Regions from separate parts of the Homo sapiens genome. Here region 2 is linked to region 1. A link is a loop called in an ENCODE intact Hi-C map of the cell type or tissue named here. Cell type or tissue: CD4-positive, alpha-beta T cell. All regions are shown on one strand. Links, peaks and the distances in the headings refer to the core of each region. The heading gives the core; the rest is flanking DNA. Region 1 has its middle 270 kb from the start of RPS4Y2. Region 2 holds the start of LOC105377225 (a long non-coding RNA gene).

Region 1 (11,961 bases), core at 2,006-10,005:
AGGCATGAGAGCCACATCACCTAGGTGAAGGCTCAGAGATATGTCACTATGTACTCTGTGGGCAGGGCTTAATAAGAAACGGACAGTCACATATCCTAGGGGCTAGGCCAAACAACACGTTATGATCCCCACTGTGAACAAGTCCTAAAAAGGAAATGAGAGTCATACCATCTAGGAAATGACCACACCAATAAGTGACAATGACCGCTGTGAGTAGGGACCAGGTGACATAGCACATCATCTGTGTGCAGGTCCCAGTGACAACTCATTGTCCTTTCCGTGGACATGGACTAAGCAACAGAGGAGAGTTGAATTATCTATCTAGGTGTTGGGCCAAGAGATATGTAACAATCTCTCCTATGGGGAAAGCCAAGTAAGAGAAAAGAGTTATGCCAAATAGTTTATGGGCCCAGGATATGTCACAATGCCCCATCTAAGCAGGGCCAGGCATCAGATTGACATTACCTTGGTGCTGAGCCCACATATATGTCACATTGCAATCAGAGAATAGGTTCCAGAAACAAGAGTAATGGTACCTTTCAGTTGAGCCCAGTGATATGTCACTGTCTGTCCTTAGAACAGAACCTAGGAAGAAGTCACATCAGCTAGGTGTTTGGCCAAATATGTCACAATTTCCCCTAGGCAGAAGAAGACAGTCAGATCACCTGGGTGATGGGTGCAGAGCTATGCCATAATGCCCTCTGTATGCAGGGTTCAGGCAGGAGGGTTATATTGTCTCAGAGCTGGACCAAGCAATATGACACAGTGGCCCATGGTGGCAAGACCAGGCAGGAGACTTACATTATCTGGGTGTGGAATGCAGAGATATGTCAAAATTCCACCAGTGAAGAGCACCAAGGCAGGAGAGGAGACTCATATCAACTAAAGAGTAAGCCCAGTGGTATGTCACAATGTCCTTTGTGGGCAATACCAACGAATAAAAACAGAGTCACATCCCCGAAGTGCTGGGCTCAGCGATTTGAAGCAAAACCATCTGTGGGCTTAGCCCACACAGGACACTCAAATCACTAAGGTGCTAGACAGAAGCATGTCACAATGGTACCTGCAGGAGGCTTTAAGTGATGGTACTAATGATCCCACAAATGTCTTGATTTCATGCATGAGGGTGAATTTTCTTGTATGTTGGATCTAAGTATACTAGTCACAATCTCAATAGTGGACTTAATCTGGCCATAAAAGCCTCAACCTCTCCTGCAGACTTTGTCTCCTTCAGGGAGCCACAGCCACACACAGCACACACAGTGTGCTGAATTTTTGTTTGAGGGTGACCAACCTAACCATGGACTGGAATGATGTATGAGAGTAAGTTTTTAAACTTTTGACTGCCTTTTGACTGCAAACTTTTGGCTGTTAGATATAAAACCTCATCAATGGGCCGCGTTCCCGTGGGAGAATGAAAATCTTTGCTGTTGGCTGGATGTGCATATGAATGCACAATTCCACCTGTGTGCTGGGTTCCATAAACTTTCTACACTATCTGAAAGCTTTATACAATATAAATGAGAGTCTGGGCTGGGTGCAGTGGCTCGTGCCTGTAATCCCAGCACTTTGGGAGGTCGAAGTGGATGGATCACCTGAGGTCAGTAGTTCAAGACCAGCCTGGCCATCATGGTGAAACTCCATCTCTACTAAACATACCAAAATTTAGCTAGGTGTAGTGTTGGGTGCCTGCAATCCCAACTACTCAGAAGGCTGAGACAGGAGAATCACTTGAACCCGGGAGGCAGAGGTTGCAGTGAGCCAAGATCATACCATTGCACCCGAGCCTGGGCAACAAGATTGAAACTCTGTCCTGAAAGAAAAGAAAAAATAAAAAAGAGTCTCGATGTGTTCTGAAGCCTTTTTACTGGTATGGACACATAAACTCAGCTGTGTCCAGCACAGATATGAGAGTCAACGTCTCTCCAATTGACTCGGTCCTCTCTCCAATTGACTTGGTCCAAATAAGAGGGTCTTTACCTGCCTGTGAGCTGGGTTTAGAAATAGGTTATATTTCAACTGTGGCTATATGTTCACATATGACAGTCACAGTTTTAACTGTGGACTCTTTCTGCATGTGATATTCAGAACCCCCACAATGGATTGTGAGAATGACTATTATAATGCCAACTTTATCAGTTGGCAATGTGCAAACATAAGAAACCCGATTGTGGCCAGGTGCAGTGGCTCACATCTGTAATCTCAGCACTTTGGGAGGCTGAGGCTGGCAGAGCATCTGAGTTCAGGAGTTTGAGACCAGCCTGGCCAATATGGTAAAACCCCGCCTCTACTAAAAATCCAAAAAAAAAAAAAAAAAAAAAAAAAAAAAAAAAATTAGCCAGGCATTTTGGTGTATGGCTGCAATCCCAGCTACTTGCAAAGCTGAGGCAGGAGAATCACTTGCAACATGGGAGTCAGAGTTTGCAGTGACCTGAGGTCACACCATTGCACTCTAGCCTGGGTGATAAGAGTGAAACTCCATCTCAAAAAGGAAAAGAAAATAAAAGAAAAAACACAATCTCAACTACGCACCAGGATTCATGATGACACTCTCTGTACCAAATAAGAACTTTATACTACGTACTAGAGAGTGGTAATCTTCTATGACCTTCATATATACATGCTCTCTGGTTATTTTCCAGACTTGTTGACCTCTCTTCATAGTGTTATTGGTCTCCATATTTCCATTTTCTTTCCTCAGTGGCTGATACTGATTAATCAGTAATCTCAGAACCTGTTTGGCATGTAGCATGCAGCATATGAGAATAAGTGTCTATTGTCAGTTCTGGGTCTAGCGTACCTTTAACTGTAGCAGTTTCTATGTGACCGACTACATTTACAACATAAGCTGAATTACAGACAATGTTGGTAGGATCTGCAGCTGTGAGCTGTAAAATCTGAATGACTGCAGTTAGCACTGAGAATTGAGCTGAAGCCCCAGAGGGCATTATTGTTTGAGTATGTTTAGGTCCATAGAGAGTGGCACGACCTTTAGAAGAGCCATCAGTAAAATAAGTCTGTCCACCTGGAATAGGCTTGTGATGAGTAATCACAGGAAGAATGAAAGAATGGAATTCATAAAACTACAAAATTTTGTCTGAGGGATAATGAAAGCAAAGGTTTCTGCAGGTGTAGCTGGGAGGCATGCCATTGCTAAAGCATTTGTTCTACAAGCTGCAACTCCAAATTCTGCCTCTTTGGCCAACTGCCATGGGAAATTTAGTGAAGAGTCTCCTGGCAGGGTTTAACCTTTCTTTCCAGTTATTGATATTGGGTTAGGGTTTCCTTGTAGGAATTTCTCTAAATATTTTCCACTCTGATGTCCCATGTCCTTCAACATTTTAAATCCTAGGTTATCAAAGTTTTCATTTGTAAGTCTCATATCCCATGCTGTAAGTAAGTCTTGACCCCATAAATTGATAGCTATATTTGCAACATAAGGCTGAAAAGTACACCATTGTCCGTCTGGACCAGGAAAAGGTAAAATCTCAGCACTCTGTTAAACACTTTGAGCTGTTCCTACTCCCGCTAAGGATGTAGAAGTTAATTGTAATGGCCAGGATGGGGGCCGATTGTCTTTAGATATTATTGACACATCAACTCCCGTATCCATAAGCCCCCAAATTTATTTCCTTTAATTTGCACTACACAGGTGGGCCTATCAGAGGCTATCGGTTGGGATGGATAGATTTCCCATGTAGTTGTGCTGCTAAACCGTTTATTCTCTTGTTTCTCCTTTCATGGAGGAGGGTGTAATTTGCAGGGAATAAACAATAATTGAGCAACATATTCTCCTGGTTCAAAAACCCAAAGATCTTGTTGTTGTACCCAAGCGAGTTAGAGGAACACCACACTTTGAGACAAATTTAAGAGTCCTTTATTAGCCAGTGAGAGAGAGACGGCTAACGTTTGGAATTCTCTTGGCCCCGAGGAAAAGGCTTGCTTTTCCTTTATACTTTGGTTTAGGAAGGGGAGGGGAGCTCAGTTGCAACAATTCTACAGAAGTGAAAACATGCGAAAAACTTAAAAAGACAAATGGTTACAGGGAAGACAACAGTTCCAGGTGCAGGGGCTCTAAATCTATCATAAGATGTTAGGTATGGGGGCTCTGCCAGACAGAAACTCAAGGCGTTATGGTGTTATCTCTTGAGCAAAATCCTGGGAACTTTGTACATTGCTTGCTTCAGTACCTTATCAGTTAATTGGACTCTTTGATATGTTGAGAGTCAGCTTACACAAGTGAACTCCTTGAGGAAGGGGGTGGGTAAGGAGTCCTTGACGTCTTGTAAATGAAGGAGCCAAATGGAGTTCATCAGGCTTTCTCAGCCAAGGGAGAGCTTATACATGTGGAAACAAGGCTAGGTGATTAAGGGAGAAAGGGAGAGTCTAAAAGCAAGGTTAGTAAAAACAAGGTTAGGTATTACATCGTGACATTAAAACTACTTGAATTTCTCCTTCATAATGAGAGTCAACAACTCCTGGGGGTACAGTATTGCCCTGTAAATTAAGATGGCTTTTGCCTAAAATTAGTCCCATACATCCTGTTGTTGAAGGTCCCCAAATGCCAGTGGAAATCTTGTTGGGTTTCTCTCGTCCCACTAATGTTACCCATTCTCTGACCAGGACATGTAATCCTACACTTCCTGGTCTTCCTGGGGTGAGGAAATCAATGTTTCTCCTGGGAACCATTCCTGAAATGGTGTTGTGGTCTGAACTGGGAATGCTCTCATTGTTTGAATGACCTTGGTCCAGGCCCCCATCTCATTCCCCAACAGCGGATGCCATTCTGTTGCAATCTTGAGTGGAACTTATTAGCCCAGTTGTTATAGCAACGGCAAAGTCCTGGAATTTTTCCAGTGGGTGGGACACTCCATTTTAAGTCTCTTTCTGTCCTCAGATCTGGCAGCATTCCTTTTTAAACTGTCCAGCTTTTCCACAATTATAATATTTTCCCATTTTAGGGTTTGTTCCTTGACTCCTTTTGTGTTTGGATTTCATGAGTTCTTGGTTTTAATGACTTCAAGAATGAAGACACAGACCCTCACAGTGAGTGTTACAATTCTTAAAGATGCTGTGTCTGGAGTGTGTTCCTGCAGATGTTCAGATGTGTCCAGAGTTTCTTCCTTCTGATGGGTTCTTGGTCTTCCTGACTTCAGGAGTGAAACCACAGACCTTTGCAGTGAGTGTTACAGCTGTTAAAGTTGGCACAGCCAGAGTTGTTTTTTCCTCTGTGGGTTTGTGGTCTCGCTGGCTTCAGGAGTGAAGCTGCAGACCTTTGTGGTTAGTGTTACAGTTCATAAAGGTGACACAGACCCAAAGAGTGAGCAACAGCAAGATTTATTGCAAAGAGTGAAAGAACAAGCCTCTACAGTGTGGAAGGAGACCCAAGCATGTTGCCGCTGCTGGCTCGGGTGGCCAGCTTTTATTCCCTTATTTTCCACTCCCACCCCACATCCCACTGATTGGTCCATTTTACAGAGCACTGATTGATCCATTTTACAGAGTGCTGATTAGTCTATCTTGACAGAGTGCTGATTGGTGCCTTTACAAACCTTTAGCTAGACACAGAGCACTGATTGTTGCATTTACTATCCTTTAGCTAGACAGTCCCCTACCCAATTAGCTAGACACAGAATGCCAATTGGTACATTTACAAGCTTTAGCTAGACACAGAGTGCTGACTGGTGCATTTACAATCCCTTAGCTAGACAGAAAATTTATCCAAGTCCCCACTGAACCCAGAAGCCCAGCCAGATTCACATATCAATCCCCCCTCTAAAGAGGACACTACAACTGTTGTTGGGAATTTGGCCAATAAGAGTTCTAGCTACTTCTTGCTGGATAGGGATGAAGAAGGGGTCCTGCAGTTGTAGTGTCCACCAGAGGGGAACTCTTTAGGCCAGTGGAAGGGCCAGTGGGACAGTCCAGGGGTTCTCAGTAGAAGTTGTTAGTTGAACTCATTTGGGTTTCCATTTTGAAAGACCATCTGTAGCTGTGATGGCCTCAATTCTAGAGGAAACAAATTTGAAAAGAAGCTTAAAAATACAGGTCCCAAAGCCTGGTAACAGCAAGATATCTGCCACGGAACCTAGAAAGGGGATAAAGCCATGCTGTCCAACTCCAGAGGCTGATATAAGAGTTTGAAAGGTGTTTTCTGATTTCAGAAGCCTTTTCCTGTAAATGTCAGGTGGCATCTCCTACTATCCCTGACTGGTTCGTGTAAAAACAACACTCTTCCCCTAAGAAGGTGCAGAGTCCTCGTTTCTCAGCAGTGAGGAGGTCTAGGCCTCAGTGGTTTTGGAGAGTCACTGTTGCCGAAGAGTCTATTTGGGATTGTAGAGTAAGGATAGATTTTGTTATTTTTTGCAAACTGTCTGAGAAATCCTTTGAGAGTGTGTGGTAGTAGGATAATGAAGTAGATAAACTGGCTATTCTGGTTCCTGTAGCAGTGGTCATTCCTAACACTATAAGTAGGGGTATTGGTTATATGGCTCTGTGCTGACAGACTTGAACTTTCAGGGACACTGATAGGGTCTGATTTCCATAAGATGAGAAGTTAGGATAATATATGTCACACTGTTAACTTTTAGCAAACTGTACTTTTGTTGAAAACCTTGTAAGTGTGGGATTTTAATTATTCTTTGCCATTAATAAGACCTCATTCATTCCATATTAACTTAAAATTGGTATAGATGGCTCCTTCCTGATTCTGTATGTACTTTAAGTTTTGGCTGAGTGCAAACAGGTCACATGTTTGAGCAGACCAATTATTGGGCAATTTTCCTATCTCTGCTTCTACAAGAGTTTTCTTATCACTTACTTGTGTCTTTTTTTTTTTTTAATTGCCTAGGAGGAATCATCTATCATCCTGTCCTGAAGGGAGTTCCTCCTATGTCTGGTCGGATTTTCCGATGTAGATACCCTGTCAGGAAGCCTGCTGGGTTAAGAATTTTTGATAGGAAGGCTATAGGTCATCAGTGGCCTCAGTACTTTTGGGCTATGCCCTTGTTTTCACTGACAACAAGGTCGTATTGGAGTGTTAGAGTTACAGAGAAAACCTTCAATTATCAATTATAGGTTTTAAATTTACCCTGGCTTTTAAACGAATAGGGTAGACTGTTTTTTCTTTACTACTTCTATTTCTTTCTCTCTCTTTGACTCCTTTCTCCTTTGTCTCTTCCTCTCTTTTCTTCTCTGCTTGACTTTCTGTCTCTCTGTCTCTTTCTCTCTATCTCCTTTTCTTTGACTTCCTATCTTTCTCTTTCTCTCTATCTTTGTCTCTCCCTCTCTCTGATTTTCTGTCTCTTTCTCTCTTTCCTTCTTTGACTTTGTCTTTCTCTTTCTCTCTGCTGGTCTTCTCCTGCCCCTGCCAGCTTCTTATGCTGCTGTTCTCTCCTCTCCTTCCCCTTATTGATGGCTTTGGCAGTGTAAGACTGCCACCTCCTTGGGTTTTTGCACTGAGTGCAATAACTCCATGATTTAATTGTGTTATTTAATGGGGGTTCTCACAGAGGTTAGGAACTCCTTTTCTTTCCATATTGCAGCATGGGCATGTAGGATTAGATAAGCGTACTTGCTATCTGTATTCACATTTATTCTTTTTCCCTTTCCCACTTCTAAGGCTTGGGTAAGTGCCGCTAGTTCTGTTAACTGGGCCTTGGTCCTGGGGGGAAGAGGCTTACTTTCAAGTACAGTTACATCACTAACTATGACATAACCCGTCTTTCAAATCTCATTTTCCACAAATGAATTTCCATCGCTATATATGTTAAGGTCAGGATTAGCCAAGGGGTATTCTAAGAGATCATCTCAGGTGGCAAAAATCTGGACTTCAACCTGTTGACAGCCATGCTCGACCAACTCCCCATCCTCTGCGAGAACACTGTGAGCCACTGCAGGGCTGAAGGCTGCATACATATGCACTTGAAACACCCATCCCTCAAGGAGTAGTACCTGGTGGTTGTCTGATAGTCACAAACTTCCTTTGGCACCTAGTATGCCATTTACATTATGAGTAGTCCAGACAGTGAGATACTTTCCTTGTATTATTTTGATAGCCTCTGATACTAAGACAGCCACTGCCACTACTACCTGTAAACAGTGAGGCCAGCCTTTTTCTACTATATCAATCTCCTTACTTAGGTATGCCACTGGTTGTGGGGTTGTCCCATGAGTCTGAGTAAGGACGCCAAGAGCTATTCCTGCTCTCTCTATGACATATAAAGAAAAGTTTCATCTTGTGAGAAGGCTTGAGACTGGGGCTTGAGTTTATTCCTTCCAATGCCCAGATTTCAGGGTTTATTCCCTCCTCAACAGAGGATGACAAATGGGTAACTTGTTCCCCATATTCATGTAGATAACACCTCTAGCTTTGGCTAATATATCCCTCCCTAGTAAGGGTGTGGGACTTTCAGACATGACAGGATAGGCAAGTGAAAAGAGCAAAGTCTCCCAATTACAACTGAGGAGGTTACAGAAATACTTGGTTACAGGCTGTCCCAGAATTCCTCAGATGGTAACAGACCTTGAGGACAGTCATCCAGGACAGGAGATTAACACTGAGAAGGCCATGCCAGTGTCCAGGAGGAATTCAATTTCCTGGCCCTCAATGGTTAAACATACCCAGGGCTCAGTGAAGGTGATGACATGAGCTGGTGCTTACCCCAGGCACCCTCACTCCTGTTGTTGGACCATCTGGTTGAGGGACACATGACCCAGATGACCTTTGTCCTCAAGGGCAGTGCAGCTTCCAGTGATTGTCTTGGTATAGTGGACATAGATCAGGGGGTGGCTCGTTTTTCACTGGACAACCTTTTTTAAAATGTCCTTGCAAATCACACTTGTAAAAGGCCTACAGGGTGATTGGCCTGCTCCATTTTCTGTCCTCTCTGAACCACCAAGGTTTGTTTGTCAGAGGGCCATGACTAAGGCTGTGACCTTTCTCTGATCTCAATTTTCCTTTTGAGCCTAATTCTCTTGGTCCCTATTATAGAATACTGAGGTTGTCAGGTTTAATAGTGCCTCCAGATTTTGTTCAGGGCCCAGGGCTTGCTTTTGCAGCTTTCTCCTGATATCCACAGCTGATTGGGTAATAAACTTGTCTTTTAGGATCAATTGAGGCTCAGGTGAGTCAGGTGACCGGGAGTATATTTTCTTAAGGCCTCCCTTAGCCACTTGAGGAAGGCAAAAGGATTTTCTTCCTTTCTCTGAGTTATGGTAGACATCATTGAATAATTCATGCTCTTTTTCCTAATTCTCATTAGTCCTTCTAGAACGCAGGTCAAGAGATGTTTATGACCACAGTCCCCATGATCTGAGTTGAGGTTTCAGTGGGGATCCATACTGGGGATGGCTTGCTGACTGGTAGGGAAGTTGTACCTTTGTTTGACTGTCATTCTATCATTTACTTGACTAAGATATCAAATATCTCAAAACTCTTGGACTGCAGCTAAAGCCACCTTCTTTTCATTAAAGGACATGGTTTGATCCAACAATAGCATGACATCTCTACAAGCGATTCCCTAGACCCTGTAGGACATCTATATACCTATCAAGATCATCTGAAAACTTCCCCAGGTCTGCCTTGATCTACTTTAAATCAGAGAGGGAGAAAGGGACATGTACCCTGGTTAGGCCAAATTCCCCTCCCCCTACAGCTTGAAGGGGACATAATAGATAGAGGGGGGTGGGGTTGTGGTCCTTTGGAGATTTCTTTGCTTATTTCCTCCTGGGCAGGGGAGGTTAGAGGAGGCTTATCATTAATAGGAAGTGGAGCTGTAGGGAGGCTAGGATGTGGGGGTAAGCTGAGAGGTCCTCCTGTGGGATGTAAATTGCAAGCTTTGTATAGTTGTATATTCTCCTTCAATGAGAAGAAAGCTTGGACATAAGGTATTTAACTCCATTTGCCTTCCCTCTTACAGAAAAGGTAAAGTTGCAGGATAATGTTGTAATTTGTAATTCCCACAGGTGGCCACTTTTCCTCATCAGAGAGAGAATATTGGGGCCAAGCTGTAGTGCAGAAAAAAATGAGCCACCTCTTTTTCAGGGTTTGTGGGTCAATTTGGTCCCAATGGCTTAGGATGCATTTCAAGAGTGAGCCTGTTGATGCCTGAGTGTTTTCTCTCCCTGCCCAAGAACGTGCAATGATCCCTGGACCCTGCTAACTGTAATAGATGCAGCAGCAGACACAACCCCTGCCCAAGAACCCACAATGGTCCCTGGACCCTGCTGATTGAAATATTTGTGCTCACCAACACAGCAGCAGAAACACTAGTTTTCCTCCCAGATCACAAGGAGGACCAAGGAAGGTCAGATTTAGTGGCCCTTACTGATGCATTCTCAAAAACCTGCACCCTTGCTTGTCCTCCTAGACCACAAAGAGGACTGAGAAAAATTGGATTTAGTGGCCCTTACCAACACATTCTCAAAAACCTGTTAGAGTCCTAAGCATTCTCTTTTTAGTATTGGGACCTTATCCATGTCCTATAAAGATGTTATACCCCAAAAATTAAGTGGAAGGCCATACCCTGAGGGATGGAAGGGATCTCCAGGGCTGGAAGAGTGACACATTTTGTCCTTACTCATATGAATAGGAGGGATACAATTTCTGAGTCTTCCCATATCCTAACTTTAGGAATAGCTTTTGTTAGGCCTGTTAGTCTGAGGAGGGATGCTAAAATTCCAGATAGTCCTCCCTGTGACTTGGATTTGGGAAAAAAAAAAAAAGTATGTCTTTTTGATTGGTGAGCCCAGCTACCTAAAGAAGGTAACAGAGTCCTGGAGTTTATACTAGAAATCATTCTTAAAGAGGAAACTAGAAAAGCACCAGAGAGAGGGAGTGGTTTTTAGAAGTAGGGATAGCCTTGGAGAAGAGAGGCAAAAGGAAGTTTGTCTGGCAGGCATTAGGACCCTGGGTGCAAGGGTCAGGATAGATAGGATAGATGAGCTATAGTCTTAGTTGGGCTACATGCCTTTGAAAGTTCCACTCATGGCTACAGGGTCAACCAACTTGTCACGACCCCGGGAGCTGAATGACTTTCCTCTCTGTTGACCCTTGGCTCAGCCCAGAATTACAGGAAAAGTGGAAGCAGGTTCTGGGCAAACCAACGCTCCCAACCCTGAAGAGTCAGGGATTGTTAGAGAGCCCTTTCCCAGAAAGCCCTGACACTTTTTTCTTTAGTCCAGTGGCTGTGCTAGTCACTTTTAACTGGCTGGCAGGTGCCCAGTATTTAGCCCCCAAATTCTAAAGAAAAATAAGACAGAATAGTAAGTGAAAGTGGTCCAATTGTACTCACCACTTGGTGATAGGTGATGGTCTCACTGCTTGGTGATAGGTGATGGTCTCTTCGAAATAGCCAAAATGTGTCCAGAATTGATGAGTTCTTGGTCTTGCTCACTTCAAGAATAAAGCCACGGATGCCTGTGGTGAGTGTTATAGCTCATAATGTTGGCACGGACCCAAACAGTTAGCAGCAGCATGATTTATTATGAAGAGCAAATGAAAAAAGCTTCCACAGAGTAGAAGGGGACCTGACTCAGGTGGCCAGCTTTTATTCTGTTATTTGGCCCCACCCACATCCTGCTGATTGGTCCATTTTACAGAGCACTGATTCATCCATTTTACAGAGTGCTGATTTGTCCATTTTGACATAGTGTTGATTGGTGCATTTACAAAACTTTATCTAGACACAGAGTGCTTATTGGTGCATTTACAATCCTTTAGATAGATAGAAAAGTTATCCCAGTCCCCACCCAAACCAGAAGCCCAGCTGCCTTCACATCTCACTGTTAGATTAGTCAGCAGTCAAATTAGCCATTGTTTTTGTTAACAGTGCAGATCAATGAAGCTCAGTTCCTACATCTTGACAAGCTCTGAAAAAATTTCCCAAGTTTTTGTACACCTCTCAGGCACCAGTGCACATTTACAAACTGTGATTCCATTCTCAAAAGCTAAAGTTAAGG
Region 2 (11,961 bases), core at 2,724-10,723, 110 kb after region 1:
GTTTTCCTTTTAACAGTCAGGACCCTCCACTGCAGGTCTGTTGGAGTTTGCTGGAGGTCCCCTCCAGACACTGTTTGCCTGGGTATCAGCAGCAGGGGCTGCAGAACAGTGAATATTGCTGAACAGCAAATGTTTCTGCCTGATTGTTCCTCTGGAAGCTTTGTCTCAGAGGTGTACCCAGCCATGTGAGGTGTCAGTCTGCCCCTACTTGGGGATGCCTCCCAGTTAGGTGACTCAGGGTTCAGGGACCCACTTAAGGAGGCAGTCTGTTCATTCTCAGATCTGAAACTCCGCGCTGGGAAGACCACTACTCTTTTCAAATCTGTCAGACAGGGACATTTAAGTCTGCAGACAAGGACATTTAAGTCTGAAGAGGTTTCTGCTGTGTTTTGTTTGGCTATGCCCTGCCCCAGAGGTGGAGTCTACAGAGGCAGGCAGGCCTTCTTTAGCCACAGTGGGCTCCACCAAGTTCGAGCTTGCCAGCCACTTTACCTACTCAAGCCTCAGTAATGGTGGGCACCCCTCCCCTAGCCTTGCTGCTGCCTTGCAGTTCAATCTCAGACTGCTGTGCTGGCAATGTGTGAGGCTCCACCAGTGTAGGACCCTCCAAGCCAGGCATGGGATGTAATCTCCTGGTGAGCCGTTTGCTAAGAGCATTGGAAAAGTGCAGTATTATGGTGGGAGTGACCCAATTTTCCAGGTGCCGTCTGTCACCTCTTCCTTTGGCTAGGAAAGGGAATCCCCTGACCCCTTGCACTTCCTGGGTGAGGCAATACCTCACCGTGCTTTGGCTCATACTCAGTGGGCTGCACCCACTGTCTGAGGAGCCACAGTGAGATGAACCCAGTACCTCAGTTGGAAATACAAAAATCACCTGTCTTCTGCGTTGCCCACACCAGGAGTTGTAGACTGGAGCTGTTCCTATTTGGCCATCTTGGAACCACCTACATTTTTATTTCATATTAATTTTATGTTTTCAAATAACTTAAAATGGCTCCATGGCCAGAGCAACTTTTGATCTCTTCCTCTTTGTGGCTCAGAAAATGCACAGGTTTTTCAAGGAAGCCTTGGGGATTGGGATCATTTTGTATTATTTTGTAACATAAAATAATATGTTATTTTATAAGATAAGATTAATAATGTTAAAGAACACAACTCAGTGTCATGTAACACATTCACAATGTTGTAGAAACAGTCACTGCCTATTACCCACTTCTTGTTGGTCTGTGACAGCCACTAGTCAGTTTTCAATCTCTGTGGATTAAAAGATTTTGGAAGTTTTATACAATTGTAATCCTACATTATTGGTTGCTCATGTCTGGTTTTTTTCACTTAACATATTGCTCACAAGATTCATCCACAATGTGGTAGATTTTGGTACATCATTTCTTTTTATGGTTAAATTATGTTGCATTATGTGGATAAGCCTCATTTCTCCCTCCATCTTAAAATAAAATTCACAAAACATAAAATTAACAATTAAATATTTTAAGCTGCACAATTTCAGTGGGATTTCTCTAATGACCAATGTCATCCAGAATTTTTTTTTTTTTGTGCTTGTTTGTCATTGGTCTATTTTCTTTGGAGAGTATTTATTTCATATGGGGTTTCCATATTTGTTTTCTATTGTTGTTTACTTGCTTGATTTTTGCCCATCTGGTAAATAGATTGTTTGGCAGTTTGTTATTGGGTTGTGGCAGTTGTTTATAGAGTCTAGATACCAGATGCTTATGAAATCTACAATTTGAAAATGTTTTCTCTCATTTTGTAGGTTGTCTTTTGACTCTCTGTAGATAGTCTTGTGACATACTTTTCCATCTTAAACAACTTCAATTTATCTATGGCTTAAAGTTTTGTTCCTTTTTTTGTTGGTGTCATATTTACAAATTGAAAGACAAATTCAAGGTTAGGAAAGATGCTTCCATATATTTGCTTAAGAATTTTGTAGACTGGATCTTTTAATTTTGTTTGTTGACCCCGTTTTGTATTATTTTTTGATTACTTTTATTTTTAAAAATAGTTACATGCTATTTTAAATACCACTTTTTGGTAAAAAATTATTTTAGTTGTCCAACAGCCATGGTTGCTGTCATTGCTGCCACTGGTGCTCAGACAAGGGTGACAGTTGGGGCCAGGGACCCCTGTTTCTGATTAATTTCTCCTGTAAAGGTAACATGGAGAAGACTGGAGAGGAGCTATGAGAGTACAACAATGAAAAGGAAGACCTAGATGAGACCCTGTGGCAGACACTGTAGGTCCTGATGAAGATGTTTCCAGAGATGGTTCAGTTGCACAGTCCATGCCACTTACAATCTCCTCCTCTTTGTGACTCAGAAAATGTACAGGTTTTCCAGGGCAGCTGTGTCTATTGAGACCACCTCCTTTATGTTACTCGTTCTTGCTTTCATCTTTGAGACTGAGAAGTTGCAAGTGGAGCAAAAGCAGCAATGATAGAAGCAAAAGACACTTCTCTAGGCTTTTAGGGCTGTAAGGAAGAAGGCATTCTGTCAGGCACTCTATCTTTACTTCTTGGGATGACCTAGATTGTGATTGCTCTATATGGGCTGTCACAGTGAGAGAAGTTTTAAAAGTTGATTATTTGATTCTTTTTTAACTTTGGCACATTAGCTAAACCTGGGGAAAAGAATTCTCCTCACATAGTCTCACAAAGAGATTCTACTTGCAATGGTGTCCTCCACACTATCCTGACATACTTTTGTTCACTCTGATACCAGAGTGCAGCCATGCAGATGTTATTCCAGCTCCAGCCACCCCACTTCTTTCACTAATTTATCCCTAACTGTAAGATTTCACTTTCCCATTATGGAGTAAGAACTGGTGCCAGTGAGAGATTCTTTTTCCCATTAATGACTGCTTATATATATGTATGTGTGTGTGTGTGTGTGTGTGTGTGTGTATACACACATATACATATATATACACACACATATACACATATATATATAAGTGTGTGTGTGTGTGTGTGTGTGTGTGTGTGTGTGTGTGTGTATATATATATATATATATATATATATATATATATATATATGACTCTAGATTTCCAGGAGGGACAATGCAACAATATGAAATAGACAAAATGCATTAAACCCATAGTGCAAAGCAGCCACTATGAATCTCTGTGTGGCTGGAGGAGGAGGGAGGCCAGCTACACCTTCAGCCATAGCATGGAAACCATAGAGGACAAAGCAAGAGCTCATTTTCTCTGCACATTTTGGCTGTTAGACCTGTGTGTATGTAAATAAACAAATAAACAAAAACAGAAGCATTTGTTCACTTTTTGTATTTAAATATTTAAAATAAGTCCAACTAAAATTTACTTCATACTTTTTTTATTAGTGTAAACAATTTTTGCAATCTAATCTTGTATTCTGAAAAATTACTGAGTTCATTTACTAGCTTTAATAGTTGTTTGGGGGTATGTTAATGTAACACTTACCAACTTATTATAAAGGATGTAGCAAAGGATACAGATGAACAGATGCACAGGGCAAGGAATGAGGAAAGGGGCATGAGTCTTCCATGCCTCCCTGAGCATGCCGCCTTCCAAGAAGCTTCAGCTGGGCATAGTGGCTGATGCCTGCAATGTCAGCACTTTGGGAAGCCTGAGGCAGGTGGATAACCTGAAGTCAGGAGTTGAAGACCAGCCTGGCAAACATGATGAAAACCCATTTCTGCTAAAAATATGGAAACAAATTAGCTGGGCATGGTGGGATGCCTGTAATCTCAGCTAGTTGGGAGGCTGAGGCAGAAGAATTGCTTGAATCTGGGAGGCGGATGTTGCAGTGAGCTCAGATTGCACCACTGCATCCAGCCTGGGCAAGAAGAACAAAACTCTGTCTAAACAACAAAAAAAGAAGCTTCATGTGTTCCAATACCTGGAAGCTCTCTGAACTCTGTCTCCTTAGATTTCTATGGAGGTTCCATTACATCAGGGTATTAGTCCATTTTGTGCTGCTATAATTAAATACCTAAGCTGTGTATATTAAAAGAAGCAGCATCACATGACTCACAGCTCTGCAGGCTGTACAAGAAGCATGACACCAACATCTTCTCCTGGTGAGGCTTCAGGAAACATTCAGTCATGATGGAAGGTGAAAGGGGAATAGGTATGTCATGTGGTAGGAGAGGAAACAAGAGAGAGGAGATAGTCCGCCAGTCTTTGTAACAATGCATCTCATGTGAACATATTAGTGTGGGAAGGGTGCCAAACTATTTACCAGAGATTCACCCCCATGACCCAAACCCCTCCCACAAGACCCCACCTCCAATATTAGAGATCCCATTTCAACATGAGGTTTGTAGGGGAAACGTATTCAAACTATATTACTAGGGATGATTGATTAAGCCATTGGCCATTGGTGGTCAAACTGACCTTCAGCCCTTGTCTCCTTGCTGCAGGTTAGGGTGTGGGGCTGAATGTTTCCACCCTCTAAGCATGCTTTGGTCTTTCTTGTGATGAGCCCAATTCTAAAGCTATCAGTGTTCATTAGCTGACATAAAAAAAGAAAGCACTTTGCAGCACATTGGAAATCCCAAGGATTAAGGTATCATATGCCAGGAAATAGAGGGGAAGATCAAATATATATTTCATGATATATATTTCACAATATATATTTCACACCTTTCCACCATCCCACCACCCACTTCAACACTTCTGATATGGTTTGGTGATGTCCCCAACCAAATCTCATCTCAAATTCCCATGTGTGAAAGGTACCTGGTGGGAGGTTACTGAACCATGTGGGAAGGTGTTTCTCATGCCGTTCTCATGATAGTGAATAAGTCTCATGAGATCTAATGGTTGGATAAGGGGGAGTTTCCCTACACAAGCTCTCTTTTTTGCCTGCCACCATTCACATAAGATGTGACTTGCTCCTCCTTGCCTTCTGCTGTGATTTTGAGGCCTCCCCAGCCATGTGTAACTGTAAATGCATTTAACCTCTTTATTTCGTAAATTACCCAGTCTCGGGTATCTCTTTATTGGCAGCATAAAAATGAACTAATACACCCACCATGTTAAAACTTGGATCCCTTACATGAAATGAACATACAACTCAAAAGATATGGCCACATGACTACAGTCACATTTCACCATTGATAATTAGTTCGATCCATCATATTGTAGTAATGTCTCCTAGGATGAGTTCATTCAGGTTTCAGGCTTCCTTTCAATCTTGTCAGGTTCTAAAGCAAGAGTGATGTTGGGAAACACACAACTTTACTCTTGCAGGCATCTGGTGTAAATGAGCTAAGACTCATTATCTCTTGCTCTGAAATTCTTTTGAGGTGATGGTAAATTTTCCTCAGTTTAGAATCCTGTTCTAGTTTAGATTGTAGGCAGCTATACCAATCCAGCAAGTAGCTTCTCCTCAGTCCACTCTCATTCAGATACACTCCCATTCAGATAAAGTTATCTACATAAAAATAGAAATGAATAGGGTTTTTTTTTCCACCAGAAAATACAACTGCATTTACTATTAGACCCACTTTTCCTGAATAGAGTGAAGACACAACCCACCCCCAATAGGCCCTTAGGAATTCTGAAGTAACATTTGAATATATAGTTATGGTTTCTTGTTTGGATATTATTTATGCTTTCTGCACTTGCCATTGCAGCCTTGATCCTAAGACTACTGCATCAGGCAGGGGAGAAAGAAAATTTGAAGTGATTTGGGGAATAAAGAAAAAATAATAGTTACACCAGTGTGCTTCTTCCTTGCCAAGAATTTCATGGTCATATCAGGGTCCTCCAGTTACAGTAAGTAGGTAGTCAGGCATGAACAGGGCAGAAGAGACCCCCATCTCTGTCAGGTGACCATCAGGTGATGGTCAGGCAGTTGCTAAACTGTCTCTCTATAATAAAAGTTGCTCATTACCAGTGTCAGAGCAAGGTCGGTTCCCAAAATATAAAAACATCTAAAACTTGTGATTAATAGCTTCTAAGTAAGATATCAGGAGTTGGGTCACTGTGCCCAAGCATGTGCAGTAAGAGGCAAAATAGCAGAACGTAACTGGTGTATGACCTTCTAGGAACCCTTGACTGGTAAGGAAAGAATGTACCACATTCACACAACTTCAGTAAACAAACTGAGAATGTGTCCCCTCCCAAGTGCTAGCAGGGCACTTCACATGCAGACAGCTTGCTACAAAGGAAGAATAAGGAGAGAAAGTATGCAAGACCTCAGAATTATACCAACATATATGACTGCAAGTCAGAGGTTAAACCTGGTACTTGATTCAAGATGACTTAAGAGCAAGTCATCTGGTTGGCCCTTTCCAAGCTACTTTACTCTCTTTCTTTCCTGATCGAAAACCTTTTTAATACACTTTCACTTCTGCACTAGAACTTGCCTCAGTCTATTTCCCTGCCTTATGTGCCTCAGACAAATACTTTTTTTCTGATGAGGCAAGAACTGAAGTTGCTGTAGACCCATATGGTTTCAATGCCGCACTGGATTCAGTGCTGCTAACAACCCTGTCACCCACTTATCCCCAGATCGATCTGGAAAATAGAAAACTCTAGTGAAGACACATTGTTTATTCCATGCATGTTAAGTCAGAGCACACTTAGGAAGACATGGAAGCCAGTCCTTTATGCTTTCATCTCCACCCATTTTAGACAATCAGTGTTTTAATTGCCTATTTTACAATAGTTTTAATCACACCATTACTCTGGGGAGGATACCTCTCTGCCTATTGTTGGATATTATGGGCTGTACAGAATGTTTTTTGATCTAAAGAAATGACAGTCAGCCATCCAAATCCATGCAATATCTTCTGTTCTATTTATTGTGTGGCACTCTGAGAATTAGCATCTTCCCCCATGTAATGGAAGCCCACTCCAGACTCAGTGTCTACTCCTCTATTCTCTGTCCCCTTTGAGAATACCAGTCTTGGTATTGCTTGCCAGACATGTACAGGGCTTTCTCACCAGAAACTCTGCTCCAGAGCCATCTGCAGTATATGTCTTGCTGGCTGACAAGCATAGCGGTTCTTACTGGCCTTAATGGCCTGAGACAATGTAAGAGGACTTATCTAGATTTGGCCCATATCTGCACTGCTGCAGAAACCCCATATACATCCATTTCATGGCTGCAAGTGACCACCTCAAGGGAACACATGGGGATATCTACTTATCAATTCTAGTCACATTCTGGAAGGGGGCTTTTTCTGGGTGTATCCATCTGTCTTACTTTTTGAGTATGGAAGGGGGCACTTTGTGTGGGCATCCACTTGTCTTACTTTTATGCACCCCTGAAGTTTCTATAGTAATTTCTACATGGCCATGCCCCATACTGGCATTGTTTTAATTGGCCAATTAAATTGGTCATTGTCCTTCTGCCTGACCATGTGACCAAGCAGGGCATTGGCTAGCCATTACCCATGAGTTAGTTAGTGAAAACTCAAAACAGAGTTAATTCTTTCATTATTGTGGGAAAACAGCATGCAGTTCAGCTCCCTGAGCCACCTTGTTTTCTTCTTTTTTTTTTCTAATCAAAGTAGAAGACTCCATACATGTTGCTCATTCACCTTGTAACTGTCATCCACAAACCCAGCAGCTCTTTGTTGGTCAATTGATAGCTCTTTGTCAGGCTCTGTAGAATCCAGCAGCTCCTCACTGTTCTAGAGTCAGGTGTAGGGTAAAACAGGCTCTCTGCTCATGAGTATCTCCTCCTTGCAGTCCACCAGTAGAATCATCCTTTATAACAGATTTGCACTTTTTCATGTATTTCATATCTTTTGGGTATTGCTTCCCTTATTAGAGCGTTTCCTAGGAACCAGCTCAGATGTCAAGATCAAGTGTCAAAATTACTTCATGTCCTCCATCATAGAGGTAGCTTTAGTCACTGTCCCAGAGCAAGGTCGTAGTACATGCCCCTTAAATAAACTAACTTTGTTTCTTTCTTTCTCTCTCTCTTTCCGTTTCTTTCTTTCTTCTTTCTTCTGTTTATAAAATTTTTGTTTTTCTTTATTTCTTCTAAAAATAACCTGTGCAGAAATTACAGGTTTTTTACGTAGGTATATGTGTGCCACGGTGGTTTTTCCTGCACTTATTGACCCATCCTCAAAGTTCCCTCCCCTCAGCCCCACCCCCAACAGGACCTGGTGTAAGACTGACATGAATGTTCTTCACCCTTTATTTCTGATTTTAGTAATTTGACTCTCTTTTTTTTTTCTTCATCGGTCTGGCTTTTCTTAAAGAACACATTTTTCTTTGTTTCTATGATTTTTCTGTCTTTTTGACTGCATGAGATGCTGCTCCAGTAAATCAAACTCTGTTTTAATATTTAAGTGATGCCAAAAAAGTACAATCAGAGCAGAAGTGCACAGCTTTTTGGCCCCAAAGCTCATCAGGAGATTTAAGATTTCAGCCCCACTGAAACTGAGTTTGAGAGTTATTAGACACTCTAGAATGTAGCAGTTTCTCACAATTCATCCTAGGACAGAGGATCTCTGCCTGTTAGGTAGCAATATTTTATGTTAACCATTTTTATTTTATGATGGAACTCTTTTGGGAAACATTATTTCCATTAGCATATGGGTAGCTTCAGTTAATATTTCATAGAAAGGCAGTAAATGCCCCAGCAAATAGAAATTCTCTAGTTCAGTCATTGTCATTGAAAGGTACTCATAGTTTCTTACTTCAGCCACGATAAAAGCTCCACATAAAGGGACACACACTGGAGGATTTGTCCCAACTAACACTTAAGTGTTTACTTTATATTTTGTGGGCATAGGCAATTTACTAGTTTCCATTTAGTATGTCCAATTAACATTTCCTAAGAGAACATATTTATATGTCTTCAGTTTATAGTACTAGACAGATGAATTATGCCCCAGTTAGCTATAGTACCCACTTCCTTGTTTTGTTTTGTTTTTAACATGAAGTCTCACTCTGTCACCAGGCTGGAGTGCAGTGGTGCCACCTCTGCCTCCCGGGTTCAAGCAATTCTCCTGCCTCAGCCTCCCGAGTAGCTGGGACCACTAATTTTTGTATTTTTAGTAGAGACGGAGTTTTACCTTGTTGGCAAAGTTGGTCTTGACCTCTTGACCTCATGATCCACCCCCTTCAGACTCCCAAAGTGCTGGGATTACAAGTGTGAGCCACCACAGCTGGCGATATAGTACCCATTTTCATAAGACTGTTAGGTAAAAGGGTTACAAATACCTTACATAAAGCTTGTTTACATATGTTAAGTTTTGTAATTATATTAACCTATATGTTACTATATTCTGGTCTTAGGAACTTCCCCCCAACTTTTTTTTTCTTTACTCCCGAGATCTTTTTAACTCTTCAGGTGAAAAAGATTTGGGTTCCCATCAGGAAGTTGCATCTGTATGACCTGTTAGGGATAGCAAATTTGATAAGGCTTTTTAAAAAGTCCTTTGATTCTGTGGGAGAGACACCCATGTAAAAAGAGGCTCATTTAGCCCAGAAATTTACCATGAACTTGTTAATAAGCATATTTGGTGGGAGGATATCTCAGCCATCATAAAGCCAGTCTAACATGACTTGCATATTTAGCATGTTAACTGCTTCATTTGGGGAGCTTCAATAGGTATTGAGGGATAAGAAAAAAAGAACCATTTTGGAAAAACTCAGGCTGCACCTGCACACAGATAAGCAATTTGTATAATTAGTGAAATCCTAGGGAAAAAAAAAAGGTATCTCCCTTTCAGGCATATATGTGGTGGAAATATGCACAGGGCTGAGGATGGCTTATCAAAAACAACCCACTTTATACAAGGAAAATAAGTGGCACTGTGTGCTTGCCTGGAGGCATACCCACAGCTACATAAGATAAGGGGAGTTGCACACACAGGTTTACTGATAAGAGAAGTTACTCAAACTGCTACAGACATGAGAGGAGTTTCTTATAAAAGCTTTCGAATTCAGATGTAACCCAGCAATGCACTCAGACTCCTCTCTGCTGTGGAGAGCTTTTTTTTTTTTTTTTCATATTAAACTTTCACTCCAACTTTATCTTTGTGTTTACAATTCTTAATTTTTTTGTCTTGGATAAAGAACAAAAAACCTGGAGTACTTCTTCAGACAACAAGAAACTTCCAAATTAAGGTGCATTGGCAAGAATGCAACATATTTTGATCCATTGGCTTGGAAGGAGGGAATTCATCAGAAGGGTGAGTAAGAGCCGACTTTTACCTTTAACTATTTACATTCATCTATGAGTCTTCTCATCTATTCCAATCTAGTTTCCTTTCACAGAGGACCTAAGCCAACATGTGGGATTGGAAGAAGGTCCTAGGAAAATTCAAGATTTCTGGCTGGGACTAACCCTCAGTGTTATCTGAAGGTCCTCAGTGTTATCTGAAGACTACTCCAATCCTTGACAGCCCACCAGTGTGTCAGCACAAGGACCTTCCCTCTTACATTTTCCTTCTTTTCTCCCATGGCTATTATGTCACCTATCTCTTCATTGTATACAATGTTGCAGGTGTTTTTTCAGCCTAGAGATATAATCTTGCTTGGTAGAGTAAGTTGGTGTCTTTTTTTGTAACCAGGAATGTAACTTCAAGAAACTGTGTTTTTGTGATTTCCTCGAGACAGAGGAGTTCAAGATTTCTGTCTAAGTATTCACTTAGTAAGGTCTCTTCTACCCCTCAATAATAGACATTCATGACACTATATGGTCAAATATTTCACCCCAAGTGAATATCCTCTTTTCTCTCCATTTGGATTGTTTCTTCCCTCTACATTTGGGTTGGTTTTTCCCTCCCCATTTGGGTTGGTTTTTCCCTCCATGTAAAATCCCAGCATTGCCCAATAAATTTAAACAATTCTTTATGAAACAAGTTAATTTTCTTGTGCTGGGAGGAATATTATAGGAACAGCCAATTAAACTGAAACCTCTTTTTCTAACTTCTGCCTGAAAGGATGGAGTCACAGTTTTTACCTAATATTTCAGACCCTACAGCACTACGTAGGGGAATGGGATTTATTTTTCCCCACTGGGAGCCTTGTTGGCCCTTTGTCTAAAAACTCTGGTTATCTCCCTTTTATATCCCTCTATTAGAGACTAGGCTTCATGCCCCATTTGAAAACAGCAAAGCTCCAGCTTTAACAGTAAGAGGACGGCCATTCCATTTATATGTTCTTTTAAGGCACCTGTTCTACATTCAGCTACATTGGCATTTACACCAGAAATGGGTTTTATGTTTGAAAGTGAATCAGTCTCATTCTTTGGGGTTTCAATGTTTCACTAGGGCCATAGCAAGGGAAACCAAAGATAATACTAAAACACTTCCTCCATTAAGGAGGGAAGTCCAGCAGATGCCCAGATGCAACTGTCACATAGTCTTTCCTGAGACCCATCCATCAAGGAGTGACCCAGACCCAAGTCTACGAGGTCAAAGAATAATCACCATCAGAGGACTAAAGCCACTTGGGTGAGCATGGCTTGCCCCATTGCTTAGCTCCTCTGCTACCATCATTTGAAGGTCACACTTGAAACCACTGGTGGCATATTCAACACAATGCTGGGACCCAGGAGCCAAGGAGAAATAACAGTCTGTGGGACACTCCTACTGTCTTCTTCTCCTCCCTGGGTCACACTGAAAAAAAGCAGGAGACAGAGGGATGCCTCTTTTCTTGTCTATTTTTCTAGAGAGGTGACAGTCCAACTTTAATCTGCACCCCTCTGAGTGCACTCTGAAACTTTTAGAACTACTTTGACCCGATGACTTTGAAGAAAAAGGTGACCATTTTCTTTTGCACGAGAGCATGACATTTTTTACTAAACCTTCACAAGCATTATGAGATCAACCCAGCTTTTTTAACAGTCATGGCAGGTAGTCCCATGGAGAATAATTCCGCAGAGTTAGAAAAGCAATTTCTAAAGAAACCATCTCAGAATGCCCCTTATTAATCACCACCTCAAGTTTTCTTTTCATTGCAGGAACTTACACAAATAAAGGGGG

Evidence for each region. A loop is a pair of places that touch in the nucleus more often than their neighbours do. Peaks named below come from ENCODE experiments on the same cell type or tissue, not always from the same donor. Only the 100,000 strongest peaks of a DNase experiment are listed, where the experiment ranks them.
Region 2: it touches region 1 in a loop (2.9-fold over the local background); 2 of 110 quality-filtered maps call a loop at or near these places.

What each region holds. Positions count from the first base shown.
Region 1 is chrY:21,017,268-21,029,228 of GRCh38, forward strand. No RefSeq gene overlaps it. Among named protein-coding and RNA genes, the nearest start is that of RPS4Y2, 270 kb to the left of the region's middle. In CD4-positive, alpha-beta T cell, for the core only: no CTCF peak of the experiment used is centred there; a DNase peak (open chromatin) is centred at 5,244.
Region 2 is chrY:21,128,705-21,140,665 of GRCh38, forward strand. LOC105377225 (a long non-coding RNA gene) reads left to right here and starts at 9,929. Exons shown (of 7, transcript XR_007068465.1): 1 at 9,929-10,164. It also overlaps the pseudogene TOMM22P1. In CD4-positive, alpha-beta T cell, for the core only: no CTCF peak of the experiment used is centred there; no DNase peak of the experiment used is centred there; H3K4me3 peaks cover 1,571 bases.